2 separate regions of the Homo sapiens genome follow, and region 2 is linked to region 1. Evidence: chromatin loops called from intact Hi-C (ENCODE). Cell type or tissue: transverse colon. All regions are shown on one strand. Each heading gives the region's core, and the rest is flanking DNA. Links, peaks and the distances in the headings are about the cores only.

The links. A loop is a pair of places that touch in the nucleus more often than their neighbours do. Peaks named below come from ENCODE experiments on the same cell type or tissue, not always from the same donor. Only the 100,000 strongest peaks of a DNase experiment are listed, where the experiment ranks them.
Region 2: it touches region 1 in a loop (19-fold over the local background); 32 of 110 quality-filtered maps call a loop at or near these places.

What each region holds. Positions count from the first base shown.
Region 1 is chr3:111,661,071-111,672,809 of GRCh38, reverse strand. It overlaps a transcript of CD96 not described here. Among named protein-coding and RNA genes, the nearest start is that of PLCXD2, 7.7 kb to the left of the region's middle. RefSeq lists an enhancer at 4,826-4,875. In transverse colon, for the core only: a CTCF peak has its summit at 3,710 (motif pointing left); a DNase peak (open chromatin) is centred at 4,689; H3K27ac peaks cover 471 bases.
Region 2 is chr3:112,008,022-112,019,760 of GRCh38, reverse strand. It overlaps TAGLN3 (transgelin 3), which reads right to left. Exons shown (of 5, transcript NM_001008272.2): 4 at 7,896-7,998; 5 at 5,876-6,351. The coding sequence ends at 6,210. Among named protein-coding and RNA genes, the nearest start is that of TAGLN3, 15 kb to the right of the region's middle. In transverse colon, for the core only: a CTCF peak has its summit at 6,027 (motif pointing right); a DNase peak (open chromatin) is centred at 6,060.

The DNA of each region.
Region 1 (11,739 bases), core at 1,025-9,024:
CTACTCAGGGGGCTGAGGCAGGAGAATCGCTTGAACCCGGGGGGGTGGAGGTTGCAGTGAGCTGAGATCCGCCACTGCACTCCAGCTTGGTGACAGAGTGAGACTCCATCTCAAAAAAAAAAAAGCAAAAAAGCCTCGAATTTTAGAGACTTAGCAACATTACTAAGTGAGAACTTGAAAGGAAGTAGAACCGCTTCAGAATGAGATGATTTGCACCTCTCTGAAATTGGCAGCTTTTAAATTTACAGTTACTTGATTTGCCCAAGAAAACAATTCAAAAGGAGGGCAACACTTTTTCCATATATTCCTGAGTCAGTCTTGGGAAAAATCTAGCAAATGAAAACACAGTGTCTAGTACAGTACTTGGCATATAGCAGGTGCTCAGTATTTATTGGAAGGAGGGAGATGCTTGGTAAAAGCTCTTGGTAAATGTCATGCTCTGCTGAGCTCCAAGGAGTGTATTAGAGCAGTGCTTTTCAGATATTACTATGTGAATCAATCATATTCTGATTAAATCGATTTGAGATGGACCTGATAGTCCAAATATTCAACAAGCTTCTAACCGATGCAGATACTCCTGGCCCAGACTACACTTTGAGTAGCAAGGCCTTAGAGAACAGGCTCATGTTTGACAGGAAGGATATGCAGTGCTTTTTCTCTCTTTTCCAAGATTTTATAATGTTTTTACATAACTTTTATAATCATAAAATAAATTTGCTTTAAAAAACTCAGCTAACAATCTCTAAGATAATTTTTTTATCATATTATGCCATGGAAACCAAATTACCAGTGGGATTTTTCTACTATGCTATAGGAGTATAGGGAAAAATATTTTTTAAGTAAAAATTAATATTTAGAGTTTGGATAATTAATATTTTTATACATTCTATATTATGACATCAAAAGAAGAGAACTCAATTACAGTAGGACTGAAATTTTGAAGTAAGTAAATTTTAATGAATAATTACAACCAAATGGAGTGCTTTTTTTGTGTGTAAATCATTCTGGTAGGTCCTAGGAGTGGAAGAAAAGTGAAATGATCCTTAGATAATATATAATCCAGTAGAAAAGAGAGTCAAATATGTGAATTACAAATTGTAATATCAGGGAGAATGAAGGGATAACAGAGACACACAAATGGAGGATAATAAAGTGGTATATATTTTGATGGAGGAAGAGCCAAGGGATGCACTGTTAGAGGATGTGGTATTCAAACCAGGTCTTGAATTCTGAGAAAAGTTTTGCTCATGGAAAATGGGTAGAGGGTTTTGGCATGGGAGAGGCATATGTAGCTGGGAAAACAGAGGCAAAGCTATGACAATGAATGATAGATGTGAGAAACAGAAAATATACTAGAGTGACATATGAGAGAAGTGGGAAATATTGTTCATTTACTCTCATTTAATCTTCACATGAGCCCAATGAATTAGATACTATTACTGTTCCCATTTTACGAAGGATACTGAGGCTTAGTGGCTACATAACGCTGTCCAAGATCTCATAGCTAGTGAGTTGCATAGCTGGGACTCCAGGTCTCTTGATCATTGTGTCAAGGGCTTCCCGTTACATGTTACCTGTTATTGTAAACCTGGTAAAGGCTGTTTATGACCAAAGCATATTAAAGAGTTGCACTTTTTTTTTCTATTGACAAAAATGGCCATTGCAGGTTGAGAAAGGGAGTAAAATGATTCACATTGTACTTTAGGAAGGTAACTATGGCAGAATGGAGAATGCTTGGGGGAAATAAAGAGTCTTTCAGATAAATCACTGAAACCAATTATCTAAGCAATGAAAAGTGAGAAAAAATGCAAAGACCTGGCACATAGAGACTAAACGCATGGCTTTTCTGAACTCTGATGCTTGGCTCCCCAACCCTACTTCTCACCCCAAGGACCTGTAATTCTAAGGCCTGAGTGGGTAGCTTCCCTATCTCTTAAATTATTTTTTATTACTTGAACACCTCATCAAACTGTTCATCCATTTTTATTGAATACAACCAATCTCATTTATGTAAATACATATGCAAATCTGTTTTCTGGAAATTTTTTCTCCATTACACTCTTATTTCCCCAACCATTCCCCATTCTGCCATAATTATCTTCCAAAATACAATGTGAATAATTTTGCTTCCCTTCTTAAAAACCTGCAATGGCCTCTCTTGTCAACATAAAAAATTTTCCAAGCTTTTAAATATGCTTTGTTCATAAACAGCCTTTACCAGGGTTACAATTATAATAGGTGACATGTAATGGTAAAGACCCTGCTGGATTCCTGAAGAGCTGACTATAACCTTAGCCCTCTATTTGGAGACTCCCTTATTGTTTGAAATGTCTGTACTTTACAAGTGGTTTGTTTTGTTTGGATTCACGTGATAAATGAGTAGTGAGGATCCCAGATAAAGCACCAAAACAGCTTGCCATTCAGACATGTGTAGTTGGCAGGATAAGCCGGCCTGATTTTACTTGATTAAAGGCACCCAAAAAGCCTTGGAGGAAGCATATTGATTTAATGATATTGGGACCAGGGCTGTCCCTGGTCCCCAGAGCTAAGCCCCAGGACTGTCTTACTTCCCAGGCTGTGTACGAGATGGGGAAGGAACAGATCCCAAGCAGAATCAGAACACAGACATGTATTTGGTCGAGGGATATTGCCTAGAGGAGAGTGAGGTTATATGATGCTTTGAGTTCCACAGTGATGCGTCACACACAATTTTTTTTTCTGGCTGGGGAGTGGGGTGGGTGGAAAAGGAATAAGGGACTGAAATGAGGAGCCAAGTAAACGAAAGATGGGATGGAGTAGAAGCTGCTTTGCTTTATGGCCTCGTACCAGTAGAGTTTATTCCTAGTCTTTCCCAAGCTTCTTCACCCAGCTCAAGCCAAAAGACTGTATGATAAAGATCAGAGGAGAATGAGGAGATGCAACCAACATAGGTGGTGCTGGGACGTGACGACAGCAGCAGCAATTACCTCCAGGAAGAGTGACATCATTGCAGCAACTGGGGATCTTCAGGAGCCTCCAAGGAAATGGAGACACTGAGGCACACACTTGTGGACACATGATACAACTTACACATTCCTGACATCAGAAGACAGAGGATTGGGATCCACTTATTTTGTTGATTGGGGTAGAGCCGGAGACTATTGTTTTGTCATTTTTACTGTGACCATTCCCGGATTATACCCAGGTGGTGTGTCCTTGAGAAACTGGGTAGAAGAGAAGCAGAAGCTTAAGCAGGAAGTAGCGTTGTCTATATTACCTCATGCCCACTTGGTATTTATGGCCCACAACTGGGATTCTGTAATGAGACAAGAGTGAACGGCAGCAATGGCTGGCCATAAGATTGTTTCTCCCAGATTTGAAAGCTCGGTGTTCAGGAAGACCCTAAGAGCCTCTGTGCCTTTTAAGTTTATTGGACATTAAGTTTTTCTGGTATGCTTTCAGAAAATTTATTTTAACAGTAGTCGTTACTATAATACTTTTGAGAGGGCTACTAACAAGTGATGATTGTAAAATTCATTTTAATATCCATTCATTTCCGTCTACCACACCACATTCCAGCATCCTCTTCCATTTCTCCTTCCCACGCCACCTCCAATCCCTGAAAAGGAAATTGAGAGGAAATAAAGGCCTCAGAGCCTTTATTTTCTAGCTAGTTAGCTAGTTAGCTGCAAAGTCCCTGATTTAAGATGTTATAGAGCCACCTACTGGTATTCAAGGCTCACTTCAGGCACGTATAATATGTTCTGTCAGTGTCAATTATTCCTAAAAATGCCTGTAGATCACCAGCAACAGGAACAACTAGGAGTTTATGCAATATACAGATTTCTGGATCAAATGCCAACCCTCCTGCATCAGATCCTCTGGGATGGCATCTTTTCCTCCTGTCTTTAAAATGTTCTCCTCAGGGGATTTTTATGTCTCAAATGTTTGAGATGAAGGCTTTGAAATGTCAACAAATTTCTCTTTTTTAAAAAAGTTAAAATAGGTAGAATGGCAGAGTAAACAATTCTTATCCATGCTGCATATAACTTTATGCAATTAGGAAGACTATTTTGGCAGAGATAGTTGATCTCAACTAGCAGGAAAATCAATTGATCTGCCACCCTTACCTTTTTTTTCTCCAGGCTACCACCCCACCCCAAGGTTCCTAGAATTATGAGAATTATGTCTATTATTAGGAGACATTGTTGTATTAATGTGTATATTAGTAATCACTTGAGCTTCAGTCACAACAGAATGACCTCTGTGCATTTGTTATCATTTAACCAATCTAATCTTGGGAATGCATTCTTTTAACAACATGACTCTGCAATTTGGTGTGCCACTATCAATTGGAAATAGCATGATGCCACCTCATCCATGGAGTAAAAATTAGTAATATTATCATTACCTAATACTATCATTCTCTTCCAACTTTTTAAATATTAAAATTACAAGTTTGTACAAACAACCTTAACCAACAAAAATATTTTTTAATAAAGTAAATAAATTTCAATGTAAATAAAAGTAATGAATTTTTAGTGTGTCAACAACTCTCTCTGATCAACTCTCTCTGAATGTTAGGTTGTAGTCAAAAGCCCTTACAAATGCTTCTTGGCCTTTTGATGATTTTGTTTCAAAGGATTCTGATTTGCTTAAGTGTCTGTAGTTAACTCCCCAACTCAGCCACGTGTTCGGCTCTGCCCTTCCTAAACTGCAGAAACTGGTCATGGAGGAAGTTGTAGTTTATCTTAGCAACATCTGCACCCACAGCTTCCTCTTCCTTTGAGTAGCAGAAGTAAAAGAGAAAGTAAAATTTATGCCACACATCTTTCTGTTTCAGCCAAGTATAAAGGAGAATATTCTAGAAGTCAGAGTTAAGCAATATAATGAAGTAGAGGAGGAAGTGAGTTCCTATAACTGGAAGCATCCAAGCCAAGCTTGGCACCAATAAGACAGTAACATGATAGAATTGAAGCACCTGATGCTTGATTGAACTACATGAACTTCACGGTCTTTCCAACCGTACTCTGTTTTTTTCCCTCTGCCTGCTGTAGATACCTTTTGTCTTTGCACAGTTAAGCCTTTCTTTCCTTTTTATTGCCTTTCCTCACTCAAATCTTTGACTTCATTTGCTGTAGTCAGGACTAACAGAACTTCTATATAAATATGGACCTAATATTCTAAAATCATGCGGCTACCAGCAAAAGCTTGAGATTGTGTTTTGGGGAGTACCTTTATACTGGTAACACGTTCTAGCCTCTGGGGACACCTCAACATTTTCTCTACCCTCTCCCCGCATTCAGCACCCAGGATGAGATGCGCTTAGCTCAGGCAGTCAGGCTCAGAAAACACATAATGAAGCTCTCAGAGTGGGAAGTATGAATGACCTGGATGGAAGTCACCTTTAGTGCCTCCATCACCTCCACAGTGGTAGGATTGATGTGTGTGCGGCCCGAGGGCAAAGCTTCTCAACTCTTGCGCCAGATGTGCCCTAATCATGGAGCTGAGTAAATGCACACTCCCCAGAGCCCTGTATGGCAGGCATGACAAGCACTGATCCTGGCATTTCTTTCAAGCTGCATAGTTTGTTTTTGTAAATTCATTCACATTTTGTTACACACACACACACACACACACACATGCACACACACACACAAAATTGATGTTCTGGATGTGCTATGTTTGCCCTGTGGCTTCGAGTCCCTTCTGGCACACGCCTTTATTCTTGGGTACTTGTGACCCCTAATGTGAAAGTCCTAGGTCTGGAAGAAAGGCACCAAGAAGTCAATTAGGCACAAGAAAGCTCTGTTCACTCATGGCCCAGCCAACTTTAGTAAAGTAGAAGACTATGAGTGGATTTGAAACCAAAGCTTGAAATCGTGTCTATTTGCCCAAACCTTAGGCAACCTGGAGCAAACGCTGGTGAAGAATCAAGATTATGAGCCATTAGACTGTCTTCTTAAAGAGAGTAGAGAACTGAAAGCTTCCCACCTAAGCTTAACTCCCTCCTCTTGAGTTGACCAGGAGAAAGTTTCACTTGTAGGGCTCATCCTGCCCTTCTGGTACCGAATGTACAATATTAAAGCCTGATAAATTTACACAGCGGAAGTAGAAGACAAGAGGCCTCTGACTCAGGTCTCAAACTCCTATGAATCTTTAGCCTGCTGAGGTATGTTCTTGCTCCAAGAGTTTTAGACTAAGTTTCCTCACCTGTCTAGACTGGTGTTCTGTGTCTACTTACTTGAGTCTTCACTGATTCCTTGGATCTGTTTTTTTTTTTTTTTTCCTCTGCACCTATGATGCCTGCCTGATTCTACCAATCTGGGCTAAACTTTGAAACTGACTCAGTGGCCTATTCAGCCTAAGGCATCTGCCAAGCTGCCCAGATTTAGGTCCTGACCTCTCCTGGCCTGACTGACATGCCACAATAAAAATCATTAGAAGAAGAGCATTGATTTAAAGTGGATATATTAGTCTGTGATGTGAAGTGAGTCAAAAGAAAAGCTCAACTCACCATACTTGAGTGACAATCACCACCTTTAGCAAATTCTCTGCTCCACAAGGCATTTTTCTTTCTCCTACTCACTCATTTGCCATTTCCTGTCATTCATTCACATGATACTGAATTGAATACTACTTTGTGTCTGGCCTCATCCTCACAGTGGGGGCGTTGAGGAGTGAAGGCAGCTTTCCACCTTTGAGGACATTTGGGTCCAACAGAGTTCACAGCCCGCATTCCCTCATCTTGGAGTGACATTGCACGTTTTGACATAAACATTAAAGCAACAATAGCAAACTGAAAAATTTCATCTCAGTAGATAGGACAGAGAGTATCTTCAAATAGTATTTATTGAACAGATAAATATTGGTCAAGCTGTGTACCCAAAATTTGGGGTGATGGGTAAAAGTCCTGTAGGAGGAGGTTCTGTAGAAGTGATTGCTGAGCCTTCTTCCTGCCCCCGCTCCTGTGTGGGGAGCCCCAAGTAGGAATGATGAGCAGGAGTCTGCCCAGTTCTGCCACATGTGTGGGATCTTGCTGCAGGGACTGCTGTAAACTGTGAATTGTTTCCGTAGTTTCTACTAAAGTAGCAACAAAAAACACTGCCCAAGGGTTTGAGGGAGGAATGAAAGTCTCTTTCTTGGGTGGAGTCTGGAGAAACACAGCTTAGTTTTCTTTGATATGAAATGGTTCAACGGTGAGAGGGTAAGTTTGCTCTGGAGTTTTGGGAAAATCAAAGGGCTCCAATTATCTCCTTAAGAAAGGAAAATTGATTGAAGTTTTGGTGGATCCCAGCCAATACCTAGGGTAGAATAAGACCCAGAAATGATATAAAAACAGCGAACTTATGGGATGAATCCTTGCTTATTTTCTTTCTGAACTTTCAGATTAAACAATGCTCAGAGAAAAGAGAAAGAATCCTGCCCCCCACGCCAATGAAACAGCATTTTGGATTTTGTCATACTGTAAAAAGGTTGCAGTCTTGGAAAAATAGGGTAGTTTTGAGTCAAATTAAGAATCTTTCATTAGGGTCTTGCTCAAGTACTTTTTGTTTAAACTTTCTACTTGGAAATAATTTCAAACTTCAAAAAAAGTTGCAAAAGTAAAAATATTAAAAGACACACACACACACATACACACACACACACACACACACTTATTCCATCTACCTAGATTCATCTGTCTTTAACAATTTACCCCCTTTACTTTGTCATTTGCTTCCATCTCTCTCTGTATGCATATACATGTATATCTATACATGCATGTATGTATGTATAAGTGTATGCATATACATATGCATGCACACATGAACACACACCCTTTGAGGCTAAGTTATTTATATCATAGTCCTTTGACTGCTAAATAATAACTGTGTATTTCCTAAGAATAAAAATATCTCTTACATAACAACATCGGAGTTATAAATACTTTTATCTAGTCATCTGTCCATATTCTAATTTTGTCAGTTGATCTAATAAATGTCTTTCATACCATTTCCCCCCTTCTAGTACAGGATTCAATCTAGAGTTAGGTATTGCAATCAATTGTCATGTCTCTTTAGCCTCCTTTAATCTAGAATATTTTCAGAGCCTTTCTTTATATTGACATTTTTGAAAAATATAGTCCTCTCTCCCTTTTTAATATACCTTTTTTTTGTTTAAAATTTCAACTTTTATTTTAGATACAGGGGTACATGTACAAGTTGCATGAGGATATTGTGTGATGCTGAGGTTTGGGGTACAGATCTTTTCATTTAGGTAGTGAGCATGGTACTTGATAGGTTATTTTTCAACCCATGCCTTCCTCCTTCCCTTTATGCTCTAGTAGTCCACATTGTCCATTGTTTCCATATTTATGTCCAGATGTGCTAAATGTTTAGCTCCCACTTATAAGTGAGAACACGTGGTATTTTTTTTTCCTGTTCCTGCATTACTTCACTTAGGATTTTGGCCTCAAACTACATCCACGTTGCTGCAAAGGACATGATTTCATTCTTTTTAATGGCTGCATAGTATTCCACAGTGTATATGTACCACATTTTTTTTCCAGTCCACAAATGATGGACAACTGGGTTGATTCTATATTTTTGATACTGTGAAGGGCACAGTGATGAGCATACATTTGCACGTCTTTTTGGTAGTATAATTTATTTTCCTTTGGGTATACACCCAATAATGTGATTGCTAGGTTGAATGGTAGCACTATTTTAAGTTCTTTGAGAAATATGCAGACTGCTTTCCACGGTGACTAACTTACATTCCCACCAGAAGTGTATAAGCGGCTGGGCGCAGTGGCTCAAGCCTGTAACCCCATCACTTTGGGAGGCTGAGGCAGGAAGATCACGAGGTCAGGAGATCGAGAGCATCCTGGCTAACATGGTGAAACCCCATCTCTACTAAAAATACAAAAAAATTTCTGGGCGTGTGGTGGCAGGCACCTGTAGTCTCAGCTACTCGGGAGGCTGAGGCAGGAGAATGGCGTGAACCCGGGAGGTGGAGCTTGCAGTGAGCAGAGATAGCACTACTGCACTCCAGCCTGGGCAACAGAGCGAGACTCCATCTCAAAAAAAAAAAAAAGTGTATAAGCATTTCTTTTCTTCACAACCTTGCCAACATCTGTTTTTTGACTTTTTAATAATGGCCATTCTGGCTGGCGGGAGATGGTATCTCATTGTGATTTTGGTTTGTGTTTCTCTAATGATTAGTGATGTTGAACATTTTTTCATGTTTGTTGGCCACTTGTATCTCTTCTTTTGAGAAATGTCTGTTCATATCCTTTGTCCATTTTTTTAAAAGGAGTTGTTTTTTGCTTGTTGATTTGTTTAACTTCCCTTTAAATTCTGGATATTAGGCCTGTTGATTGTTTCTTTTGCTGTGCAGAAACTTTTTAGTTTAATTAGGTCCCACTTGTCTACTTTTGTTTTTGTTACAATTGCTTTTGGGGACTTAACCAAAAATTCTTTGCCAAGGCTGTTACAGTTTGGCTTTGTGTCCTCACCCAAGTCTCATGTTGAATTGTAATTCCCAGTGTTGGGAGAGAGATCTGGTGGGAGGTGCTTGAATCGTGGGGGCAGATTTCCCCCTTGCTGCTCTTGTGATAGTGAGTGAGTTCTCACGAGATCTCACAGATTTGTTTAAAAGTGTGTAGCAAAAAAGTACTACTCACTTTTTTGTTTGAAAGGGTGTAGGACTTCCTCCTTTGTTCTCTCTCTCTCCTGCTTACTTCCCCTTTGCCCTTCCACCATGTTTGTAAGTTTTCTGAGGTCTCCCAAGCCATGCTTCCTGTATAGCCTGTGGAATTGCGAGTCAGTTAAACCTCTTTTCTCCATAAATTACTCAGTCTCAGGTATGTCTCTATAGCAGTGTGAGAATGGACTAATACAGAAAATTGGTGCCAGAGAAGTGGGGCATTGCTATAAAGATACCTGAAAATGTGGACACAACATTGGAACTGGGTAAGGAGCAGAGGTTGGAACAGTTTGCAGGGATCAGAAGAAGGCAGGAAGATGAGGGAAAGTTTGGAACTTCCTAGAAACTTGTTGAATGGACCAAAATGTGGATAGTGATATAGACAGTGAAGCCCGGGCTGTGGTTGTCTCAGATGGAGATGTGGAACTTATTGGGAACTGGAGTAAAGGTAACTTTTGTTATGCTTTAGCAAAGAGACTGGTGGCATTTTGCCTCTGCTGTAGAAACCTATGGAACTTTGAACTTAAGAGAGATGATTTAGAATATCTGGGAGAAGAAATTTCTAAGTGCAAAGCAAGTAAATTGGTGACTTCTTAAAGCCTATGCTCATTTGCATAAACAAAGAAATAACCTGAAACTAGAACTTATATTTAAAAAGGAAGCACAGCATAAAAGGTTGGAAAATTTGTAGCCCAACCATGTGGTAGAAAAGAAAAATCCATTTTCTGGGGGGACTTTCGAGGCTGCTGCAGAAGTTTGCATAAGTAAAGAAGAGCTGAATGTTAATAGCCAAGACAATGGGGAAAATGCCTCCAAGGCATTTCAGAGACCTTCACAGCAGCACCTTTCATCACAGGCCTGGAGGACTAAGAGGGAAAAATGGTTTCCTGGGCTAGGCCCAGGGCTCCACTGCTCTGTGCAGCCTTGGTACATGGTGCCCTGCATCCCAGCCACTCCAGCTCCAACTGTGCCTGAAAGGGGCTCAGTTACAGCTCAGGCTGTTGCTTCAGAGGGTGCAAGCCCAAGCCTTGGAAGCTTCCATGTGGTTTTGGACCTGCAGGTGCGTAGAAGGTAAGAGTTAAGGTTTGAGAACCTCTCCCTAGATTTCAAAGAATGTACGAAAATGCCTGAATGTCCAGGTAGAAGTCTGCTGCAGGGGCAGAGCCCTCAGGAAGAACCTCTACTAGGGTAAGGCAAAGGGGAAATGTGAGCTTGGAACCCCCATACATAGTCCCCACTGGGGCACTGCCTAGTGGAGCTGTGAGAAGAGGGCTACTGTTCTCCAGGCCCCAGAATGGTAGATCCACTGACAACCTCACCATGCACCTAGAAAAACTGCAGGCACTCAATGATGGCCTGTGAAAGCAGCCAAGAGGACTGTACTCAGCAGAATCACAGGGGCGGAGCTTTCCAAGGCCTTGGGAGCCCACCCTTTGCATCAGTGTGACCTGGATGTGAGACATAAAGGAGATTATTTTGGAGCTTTAAGATTTAATGATGGCCCTGCTGGTGTTCAGACTTGCATGGGGCCTGTAGCCCCTTTGTTTTGGCCAATTTCTCCCTTTCAGAATGGGAGCATTTACCCAACATCTGTACCCTCATTGTATCTTGGAAGTAACTAACTTGTTTTTTATTTTACAGGCTCATAGGCAGAAGGGACTCGCCTTGTCTCAGATGAGACTTTGGACTTGGACTTTTTACTTAATGTTGGAATGAGTTAAGACTTTTGGGGACTGCTAGGAAGGCATGATTGTATTTTGAAATGTGAGAAGGACATGATATTTGGGAAGGACCCGAGTGGAATGATATGGTTTGGATCTGTGTCCCCATCTAAATCTCATGTTGAATTGTAATTTCCAGTGTTGGGAGAGGGGCTTGGTGGGAGGTGACTGGATCATGGAAGTGGGTGTCCCCCTTCCTGTTCCCAGGACAGTGAGTGAGTTCTCATGAGATCTTGTTGTTTTTTAAAAGTGTGTAGCACTTTCCCCTTCACTCTGTCACTCCTGCCGCCATGTGAAGACATGCTTGGTTCCCCTTCACCCTTCTGCCATGATTGTTAAGTTTCCTGAG
Region 2 (11,739 bases), core at 1,225-9,224, 350 kb before region 1:
TTCAGTACAGGGACCATGTCTTCACTCATGTATCCACCAGAGTCCAGCACTGTGTCTAGGATGTGGAAGGGGGCACCGTATAGTAGAATTCAGAAGGCTTTGGAATCAATGCTCAGAGTTCAAATTTCAGTTCTTCCTCTTACTATTTGTGGACCCTTTGACAATCCCTTAGGCTCTCTATACCTCACTTTCCTTATCTGGGAAATTACATAAATACTCACCTTACGGGGTTGTTATAAGTATTAAAGGATATGAATTATACAGAGTGCCTGACACTTAGTAGGTGTTAAATAAATACCTGCTACAGTTTGAATGTACATGTTCCTCCAAAATTCGTATGTTGGAACTCAAGCCACCAAGGTGACGGTATTAAAAGATGGGCCTTGTGTGGTGATTAGGCCATGAGGGTTCTGTGCTCATTAATGGGGTCAATGCCCTTATAAAAGGGGCTTCAGAGAGCTGCCTAGGCCTTCAGTTTCTTCTGCCATGTGAGGACACAGCATTTGTCCCCACTGAAGGACACAGCAACAAGGTGCCATCTTGCAAACAGAGGGCAAGCCCTTACCAAACACCACATCTGTTTGTTTTTTTGATCCTGTACTTCTCAGCCTCCATAACAATGGGAAATACATTTTTAATATTTATAAATTACCCAGTCTAAGGTATTTTGTTATAGCAGCCCAACTGGACTAAGGGCAATTTCTATCAAGTGAAATTCCCATAGGTCATTATTTTTTTTCCCTTTAGTTTGTTCTGAAATGGAATTTCTTCATAAGAAATTTCTTTATAAGGCAGAGTTCCTTATTTTGCAATCTATGTGAGCAAAGCTCATCCCATCATAAGACTGATGCAATGTTCTCCCAAAGAATTATTGATTCAAAACTGTGGAACCAGGCCGGGCATGGTGGCTCACGCCTGTAATCCCAACACTTTGGGAGGACAGGCAGGCGGATCACGGAGGTCAGGGGTTCAAGACCAGGCTGGCCAACATGGTGAAACCCCATCTGTACTAAAAATACAAAAAATCAGTTGGGCATGGTGGCACATGGCTGTAGTCCTGGTTACTCGGGAGTCTGAGGCAGGAGAATCTCTTGAGCCCGGAAGGTGGAGGTTGCAGTGAGCTGAGATCATTGCCACAGCACTCTAGCCTAGGCGACAGAGTGAGTGAGACACCGCCTCAAAAAAAAAAAAATGTGGAACCAGAATGGATCTTTAACTTTATCCTCCAGAAGGCATTCAATATCTGTCTCATTAAAACAAAGGTCAGTAGGATAGTATTTACCCTAAACTCATTTAAACCACAGTGAGATTTATTCTTGCCCTTCAACATAGCTTTACTTTTCAACTCAGGGCTTTTCAACTCAGGGTTATAAAAGTTGACATATTTATTTTGAGTCTATATTATAGACTCACAGCCATGTCAGATCTTTGATTTTACTGAGTAGTAAATTAATTAACTACATTTCGCAATGCTTTCTTGTCTAAGACATTCAAATTGAATTCTGGAAACAGTAATTTCTGTTCTGGTATCATATTTTTCAATAATTTTTTACCAGCCAACCCTTCTGTTTTTAGCAATCCTATTTACTTCATACAGTTTTACTTCATACAGTCATTAATAAGCATAAGGCTGGGCATGGTGGCTCATGCCTGTAATCCCAGAACTTGTGGAGGCTGAGGCAGGCAGATCACATGAGGTCGGGAGTTTGAGACCAGCCAGACCAACATGGAGAAACCTGTCTCTACCAAAAAATACAAAATTAGCAGAGTGTGGTGGCACATGCCTGTAATTCCAGCTACTTGGGAGGCTGAGGCAGGAGAATCGCTTGAACCCAGGAGGCGGAGGTCACAGTGAGCCGAGATCACACCATTGCACTCCAGCCTGGGCAACAAGAGCAAAACACTGTTTCAAATAAATAAATAAAAATAATAATAAAACAAGCATGAATTGCTCACAGATCCAATGTGCTCTGTGGCAGAAATGAAAAACACTGGGATTTGTGGCAAGGTATCCAGCCACCATAAAATTTCTTTGCAGCTGCCCAGGAAGAACACCAAATTCCACTAACATCCTAGCATGCAGACGGTGTCTTTCAAAATATTCACAATTTTTAAAAAAATGATAATGCTGATAAGAGTGTATGGAAATGGCCACATATACTTAGCAGGTGAGGCGCTAAACTGGTAGTATGGAGGGTAGTTTGACAATATTAATCAAAAATGGATACTTATCACTAGGAAATTATCCTAAGGTAATTATTACAAAGATATAGCTATAAAGATGCTTCTTATAGCATTAATTTTAATGATGAAATTTGAGAGCATTTTAAAATCCAACAGTAAAGGGTTAATTAAATGAAAAGTGATACATCCATTCAACAGATTTTCAAGGAAAAATTATTCAGTCATTTCCTTGTAGAACTTTCCATGTAGAAAGGACCAGCTTCCTCATCTGGTCTTGTTGGGACACCCCATTGAGTCAGACCTTCCTACTTCCTGAGAAGATATCTACCCTCCCCTTTTATCTGATAGGCTGTAGCTGTGAGAAACTGGTTTATTACCAAATGGTTGTAGAAATGAAGATATTCTCAATATGTTATGCAGATTACATATGCATTTTAATTTGCTAGGATGAGATGCACTAAATTGTGGGTTGTGGTTATCCTGGAGGATGGAATTAAAGAGGGTCTTTACATTGCCCAAATTGTTGAATATTTTACAACGTTTTATCAAGGGAAAAATCTATTTTGAAATTTGATAAAAGGGAATAATTATCTTGCTGGCCCATTGTACAAATACCTTGAAGCTACAGTGACGGTCAATAAATTAAGCATGATAAACATTAATTAAGATCTGTGTTATTAATAAAGCAGCAGCAAAATAATAAAGCAGGTACAAACCAACATCTAGAATCACCCTGTGTTTTCCAAGGAGCTTTGCCTCAGAGGCTCATCTATTATGGATTATGTCACAACGGCTTACTGCAATACAAAGCAACTTTGACTTAATATATTGAAGAAAGGATTAATGTTTTAAAATATGCAATTATCTTTCTTTTGTTTGCTGGGTGCACATGTTGGCAAACAACTGTTTTGACATGAAAATTCCTATTTCTAGGTATGAGCTGAGAGGAGTGAAAAAAAAAAAGAAAATTTTTATTTCTACAATTTGCAGCACGTTATCATCACATGGAGAAAAATTGAGTACCAGAGGCCCAGAAGAATCCTTCTCATTTGGCCCCCTAGCCAGTGGTTTTAATAGCACAGTAGGTGTATTACTAACACAGGGTTTACATAATGACTATCCAGAGTTTACTGTCACTCAGTCACCACTGCCTGCAATTAGAAGAAAGTACATGGCATGCTAATTGGGTCTATAATTTAAGAAAGAGGAAAGATTGCTCTTTTAAAAAAATGGACTTGACTATGCTTCGGATCCAATCAAGCTATTACATTATTTCCTGTAGCTGAAATGCATAAACAAACTATCAAGAATTGGCACCTACCATATGAAATGGTTCTCAAACAATGCTTGGGAGCAGAGACGCTGATCTTACTCAGGGGGTGCAGTCACCTTAAGCTTGTTTATCACATGCACAGTGTGAGGGCATTACCAAGCCCATGCGAAAGATGGCCTGGAGTCTACATTATTCAAGAAGCTGACCTTGGCCTGTTTAAATGTGGAAATTTCACTTCTAAAATGTCCAAGGGAAATAGGCTTTAAAAGCACTCACAAGAATGTTGTGCTCATTTCTGCCAATAATGCTACTACAATTTAAAATTTTATCTTTGTGCTTTACAGTTACCATAGCAGTGAAAGATTCATAGTCAACAGAATTGTTTCAATTTCAATGACTGATTAAATTAGCAGTTTTGCTAATTTGAGGCCATGCCAATTAAATTTATTATCTACAGTAGTGCTGCACACTATTATGCCATTAAAGCTTTCTGCGAATGGTAACTAAAATGGCAGAATGCCTGCAAATAAAAAGCAAGATCCTACTACTTGACTGCAAATGCAAAGTGGGAAAAGAGGGAAAAATAATCTCAGGCTTTAGCTTGGATCACTTCTGGTGACTTTTGGGAAAATATATCGAGACAGATATTCTTTGGAACTACACACTGGATTCTCATTCTCTACCCTAATCGCCACCACTCAGGGTAAACCTCTGCTCTAGGTCCTCAAATTTTTTCAAGAGCCTCGTCCCTAGGTTACAATTATTAGATACAACTGAAGGGATGGGAGTCTCCATGGGGGGGGGGGTTGCATCTTGTTGGGAGGAGAAATGTCCAGGTGCTGGCAAGTCTACCGGTGCTCTTTTTACCTGCTCCTCACTCCAGCTGGGCTCCAGCACAGCCCTGAACTTAGCAAGCTGATTCCTGCTGGCTCTGAACTAATTTTGCTGTTTTCTCACCTCTCTGTGTCACTGGTACAGCTAGGGCAATGTGGGAGCCAGAACACGGCACATCCTGAAAGTTCTCTCCCAATCCATTCCCTTCCTGATGGAGGCTATTTCCCTAGGGCTCCTACCCCCAATCCCAAACAGGGACCTAGACACCCTCTGTTTCTCCAGGACTTTCCTCCCAGTTTTATTTCACTTTTTGGGATCCATCGGCCTCCCTCTCTTACTTTTGTGGCAACTCCAAGGTGAGGTTTTAGGTAATAATTCAGCTGCCATGGCTGGGAGACATCTTTCTGGGAATAGGCAGTTCACTGGTAGCTGTCAAAGGGTCACTAGAACTTCTAGCAGATACAGTAAACTGCTTAGGTGACCCACAGGCCAATTTTCTTTAGCATAATGGTTTTTCCTTTTTTCTTTTACATTAAAGGTCTTTTTTAAATGTTATACTGAATCCTAATGTGTAATACAGATATATCAGAGCTGCTATGGTTGAAGCAGGAGTGGGGGCCCAGGGTTCTGCCTCCTCAGCAGCCCTGCCCCCACAGGGATCCCATAGGAACCTCTGGGTAAACCTAGAACTGCAGAGAACAAAGAGAGAACACAGTCCAAAAAACTACCATCCAAACATTTAGAGTGTGGCAATGTCTATACTTTCATCTATTTTATCTTTTTCTTGTTATCCATTATATGGATAAAATACCTTATTTCTTTTCTTACTAGATATATCACATGTTTTTTTTTCCTTGTTTCTACTGGTAAGAAAGAATAAGATGAACTGATAATCCCCAGGCTTTTTTGACCTTTTAATGTTTTCTATCCACGGGGAAAAAAATCTCAAAAACCTATTCATCTTAGGCAAATCGCAATACCAGGCAATATCCTAGGGTTTTCAGGGTTTAGACCCTTTAAATGACTTTAGGAGAGCAAACTACATTGTCTATAACTCCTGGATGATGAAAAAAACTGTATAAATGTCAGCATCGGACCTAGGGTCTCGTCTGTAAGAGGAAGATGAATGCTAGAGAAGTGAAAACTGCTCATTCATCCAGTCATCTACCCACCCATCCATTCAATAAAACCATCCACCCATCCATTCTTCCTTCCATCCATTCAACAGATACTTCCTGGGCACCTATACAAGAGCTTCTCAAGAAACCGGGCTTTGTCTCCCGGGCTGTGTCCTCTACAGGTCTAGCACAATAAGCACAAAGTACATGCTCAAAAACTTGTTGTGGTCAAAGACTTTGTTCTTGAACTTATGTCTCTAGGCTCTCAGAGTGGGCGAAATGACTCCTAAACTTTCTATTCCAATTGCCAAGATAAACGCGATAATCTTGCAAGAGCGTCCTCATAGCTAACCTATATTGCTCAGCTGCAGCTTAAGCTTAATTCCATCTTTCTGGCCTTTGAATGGAAGAGAAACCAGTCCGGACTGTGGAGTCCTTAAGAGAAAGAATGAACTTTACACTGTAAGACACAAGACTAATTACTTTATTAGGTGCATTCTATAAGTTGAAGAGGAGAATTTTTGGCAAATAAATAAATAAATAAATAAATAATCAAACAGAGACTCTGGGGCCCGAGGAGCTCAGGAAAACGGAAGCGGAGTCTTTGCATAGTTCTAAATGAACAGGAGGTGGCAGCAGTAGGCAACGCGGATTCTCGGCGGAAATGCAGCACTTGCAAAAACCAGGGACAGAAGGCTTTGAGAAAGAGGAGAAGGTCAGAAGGTGACTAACTATTTCTTTTTCGTAGAGACCATGGTGTGGAACATTCGTCCTCTCTACCAGGGGCAGGATGCCGCGTCCTACATGATCTGCCTGGGCATCCCGTACCCTGTCATGCCCGCCTGGGAGGCTCCCTTGTTGCTGCCCATCTGCAGGCCTATTACGTTCTGTCCCTGGCGAAGCTGCTCCTCGGAAAAGCCTCTCCGATTCTGCTGGGCTTTCCTGGACAAGGAAAGTGAGAGGGAATAATGTCATTATGACAGTTTTCCAATCCTTTTCAAGATATGCAATTAGACAGGCTCTGCTGGGGGTCCCCAAATAGATCAGCAGGTCCTACCCTGAGCTGTGGTTATGAGCTATGGCCCTACTCTGAGCTATGGCCCTACCCTGCACTGTGGACCTACCCTGAGCCGTGGCGCTACTCTGAGCTATCTCTGGCCCTAGCCTGAGCTGTGGCCCTACCATGATGCATGAGCTCCCTATCTTTTAGAAGCCCAGGTGTTTTCCAGAATTCCAGCAAAGAGTAGGGCAGAATCAGTGGCTACCTCTCTGGGGAATTCACTCTCAGCTTTTCTTGTTTCTCTTTCTCCCCACTCTCCCTTCTTCCCCCACCACTTTAGGCCATCTCAGACTTCTAAGAAGAAGCCTGCTTCTTCTTACCCTTTCTCTCACAGCTACGTCAAGCCTTTGTGAAAATTAAAATTGGTTCTTCTTACAAAGCACATCATTAATCCCATTCCCCCTTTCCCTGTATAGGGCCAAGATGAATATACCCTTTTAGAGCCAAGGGACCTAAGAGTTAATGAGGGGAAATGTCGCACTCTAGATTAGAGGTCTGCAAACTTTGGTAAAGAGCCAGATAGTACATAATTGTGGTTGTGTAGCCACATGGGAACACGGTAGTTCACTAATAATACAGACACTAAAACCAGGGTTTCAAATGGCCAACCTCTCAGAAGTTTTCAGGGCGAGTGTTCTTTAAAATGACATAAGCTGGTAACTTTTTTTTTTTTAATAACTGTCAAGGAGAAGAAAAGGGGATGCTGGAAATGAATAATCAATTATTTGCCACAGGGCACTCTTCTACAACTAAATTACCCAGTTTAAGCTTCCTGCCTACCCTACCCCCTGAAAAAAAAATCATTTTAAAAAAAGACCCTTTACTGAGAGATAACCATATAATTTGTCATCCGGACTAGGACGCTGTTGAGAGTGAAAGAGAGTTCTATTAATAGATATACTGGGACAACATAGATATTAACCATGACTGTTCCAAACAAACATGACATATTTACCCTTTATTAAGTACACAAACAAAAAAGAAGGAAGGAAGGAGGGAGGGAGGGAGGGAAGGAGGAAGGAAGGAAGGAAGGAAGGGAGGGAGGGAGGGAGGGAGGGAGGGAGGGAGGGAAGCAGCCAGGCAGGCAAGAAAGCTCAGAGCTGGCTTAAGTCATAATAAAGCCAAGTTCAGACATGAAGCCACCTTCAAGAAAGGCCATCCAGTCCTGCTGAGCCTCAGGAGAAACAGAACCTGGGTGGAGCTGGGAGGTATCTGGTAGAAAAGGCCCAACCATTTCTGCTCTGGTTAGGTTACTGGCCTGTACAGAAGCATCAGTCTTTCATTGCTTTGGGGAACTCAGTTGTGGAGACAGCAGTGCTTGGTCCTGGGGCTTTGCACATAAAGCCTCTGTAGAGTTCCAAGGCTTCAGACCCTCCCTCTGGTTAAAATCGCCTTGTGGTCCAGGGGGCAAGGAAGAGGCTTTTACCTGTGAAACCAGGATGGCTCTCCCCGATAGCAGCCATCATCCTTGGTGACTGCAACGCTGCCTAAAGCCATCAGGGTCCTCTGCACAGCTGCCATGTCCTTCCCTGGAAGCCAACAAAGAGCTTAAAGCCAAGCACGTGTCAGAGCCAAGGAATGCTGGAAGGATACGGCTGGACACCCAGGAGGGAAGTTCTGATAGAAGGCTGCAGGTGACCAGATTCAAGGGAGCAGTGCTATCAAACACCTCCCAAAGTGGCCCTAAGACAACCATACCCAAACTTCTCAGAAAGGAACAAAAAGTAACCTGGTTAATTATTCTCTATATGGTACATACCAGAGATACCAAGTTTCTAATCCGTTCATAGTTGCTGTATAAATAAAATCATCCATGTGCATCAAATTGAGTATTCACTTTGCTCTTTGGGCCAGAGGCCTGGCAAATGAAGAACAGCAAATCAACACAGAAAGCACTCAATGTGACACAAGTGATAGGGCCTTTATTTTGTGCCGCTTGAAAACAGCTAAATGGAGACAATAAACAACTGGCTTGTGTGTGACAGAGAGGAGAGCAAGGGAGAGGGATGTGCAGTGTGGCCCCTGCACAGTGGGATGGGGAGCCCTGTTACCTAAGCAGCCCAGTGACCATTAACCCATGGAGAAAGCAACTGGGCCTTACAACTCAGCCTTTCCTCCCATTCTTTCTCCTTTCTTCTCTTCCAGTTGACTGACCTGTCCTAAACTGAGAAGATGCTACTGAGGGGGTGGCCTGCAATTTAGAATCAGACCAAAAGTCCATGCAAGGCACCAGTGTGGAATACAAAAGCTAAAAAGCATAGGGTTAAAAGGGAAGGCAGCATCTAACCTGGCGGGGAACTGTGAAAGTTAAGGGCAAATATTAAGGCTCTCTTTAGACCTGGTGAACCGTCTGCAGTTTTTTGGCCCAGCTGCTGCAGCTCAGTCTCTGGGGAATACAGAATTACAGGGGAAAGGCAGATGGAAAGTGAGAATGGAGTATGAACTGTAATAAAATAAACAATTAAGGCCTTCAGAGGAAGTCCAGCTCAGGATCTTCATTTATTCGAAGAGGAGAGACAGAAAGCTGATCCTCTCTCCCCTCTACCCCCACCTCCCATGTTAACCACAGGGTGATTGCCTGAATCCTGAGGCCCTGTGGGACTGGTTGGTGAATACAAGGATAAAATGCTGTCAATGGATAGTCCCCCAGACTCAAGGAATAACTGGGGTGGTGGAGAATGAAGTATTTCAGAAGCAGACAGAAGGGAGAAGGCATAAGGAATATTCAGAACTAAGAAGAAACACAGAAGTTGTTGTTAGAATGACTCTTCCACAGGTGAAAGCATTTCTGTAATTGTCACCATATAATGGGACACTTTTTAAAAAATATAAATGTAGTAATGATATTCTGAAGGTTCATTCTGTGAAGAGATAGGGAGAGGACTTGCTCTTAGGCAGTGAACTATTAAAGGGAACCTAGAGAAATAAATGAGCAAAGGAAGGCTTAGGTTAGGGTATATCACTCATCTCTACTGTTTACAAAGAGCACCCTGGATACTTGTTTCTGGTGGTTGGAAAGAGCTATTCTGATATGTCCAGGATCTGGGAAAATGTGGGGCCTGACATCCAGCAGATCACCCACAGACACTACCCTGGAGCAACGGATGAAGAAGCAAAGTTTTATTAAACTATAGAACTAGACTCCTTCAAAGTAGCTAGTTCATCCCTGGTATCCCTGCATCTAGAAAATTCCCAACACTTAGTTCCCTACTTAGTTCCCTTTGTCCTTTCTGGGTTCATGTAGTAGTCTATATAACACTTCTTATATATAAGACTATATATAAGAACTTATAAGAACTAACACTTATATGTAAGTGTTATATATAACACTTCTTATATAGACTACTACATGAACCCAGAGAGGACAAAGGGAACTAAGTTGCCGGCTAAGATAAGATATCCAGGAGCCTAGAACTATCAACACAACTCCACCCTCATCCCAGGAGAGTGGAAAAGGAAGTGATTACACTTGAGAAAGAAGCCACTAGGGAAGCGGGCATTATTTGACAGGAAGAAATTGGAATTTTTTCCTTAAGAAACTTTCCAAAGCAAGATATTTGATGTAAATTATAGGGTAGACACTGTATATGTCATCTCAACCTCATGGAATTGGGATTATTCCTCCTCATGTGTGGACGAGAAAACTATTTCAAAGAGGTTAATTAACATGCCCAGAGTCACCCAATCAGTTAACAGAGCCCAGCTCTAGATCAGACCTGTCTGAATGTAAAGCCCTTGAACAATCCACCATGCCACTCTGCCATCTCCCATGGCACCCCATTGCAGGCTGGATGAGGAGCACATTCCTCAGTAGGAACCAGCGATCAGGGATGATCTGAAAGGGTCATGATGACTGTTTTGTGCCAGGCCAGAGGGGACACTGAGGGGAATAAAACTGGAGCACAGATTTCAGGCCCTGTAGAATCAAGGGCACCAACCTCAATGCCCATAAGTCTTTGAGTGTTTTTGTCTAGGTTTCTCCATGTCTTCATCCAAACAAGACTGAAACAAAGAAAAGCAGTTAGGGCCTCACTACTGATGTTCTGGCCAAGTGATATCATTTGGATGTTTTGTCCTCTCCAAATCTCATGTCGAAACGTGACCTCCAATGTGGGAGGTGGGCTTAGTAGGAGGTGTTTGGGTCGTGAGGGCAGATCCCTCATGAATGGCTTGGTGCTGACCTCATGGTAATGAGTGAGTTCTTATGTATGAGTTCACACAAGATCTGGCTGTTTAAGAGCCTGGCACCTTTACTTTCTGTCTCTTGCTCCCTCTTTCACCATGTGACATACTGGCTCCCCTTCGCCTTCCACCATGATTGTAAGCTTCTTGAGGCCCTTGCCAGAAGCAGGTGCCAGCACCACACTTCCTGTACACTCTGCAGAACCGTGAGCTAAAATAAAACCTCTTTATGAATTACCCAGTCTCAAATATTCCTTTAAAGCAACAAAAATGGACTAGTACACTAAGTTAATGATTGCCAAAATTCTAAATAACACTATGACCAGAAATCTGCCTTCTGGAACCAGTTCACATCTAGCTCACTTTCTTGTTATGTTATTCTTGTTATGTTTCCTAATTCCAGCACTCTTGGACTGACAAGATGGGAAGAGGGCCTCTTTCCAGCCTTCCCTGTCTTGTTTTGCCAGTTCAGAAGCCCACATCAAGCACCATTGGATGAGAGTGGCACACAGGAGTCAGGGCCACTTGTAGAAGCTGATTTCTGCAACTGGGGGTCAAAAATTTAAGTGCATAAAAAAGCGCTGAGGTTAAGGAAGCTCTGTGATGTGCACGAAGTATAAAACAACAAAAGGCTGGGCACAGTGGCTCACAACGGTAATTTCAACACTTTGGGAGGCTGAGGCAGGAAGACTGCTTGAGCCCAGGAGTTTCAGGCTGCAGTGACCTATGATTGCACCACTGCACTCCAGCCTGGGCAACAGAGGGAACCCCTGTCTCTAAATAACAATAAGATAAATGAAATAAATTTATAAACAAGAAAAGAAAACTAGTCGTATCACAACCAAGTGTCATATCTGCCTAATGACAAAGCCTTCAAAATTGTGCAAGTATAAAAAATGGCCATACACAGCCTGCTTTCCCAAGCTTCTTGGATTATTTATGGGAGTTTGCAGGGGGGCATCTCTTTTAAAATATGCATTTTGAGGTCATTCTCCTGAGAGAATGATTTGGTAAATTCTGGGAGTCCATATTTTTAATAAGCTTCCTGGGTGATTCATATCTTCAGGCAAGTTTGAGAGTTATAGGTG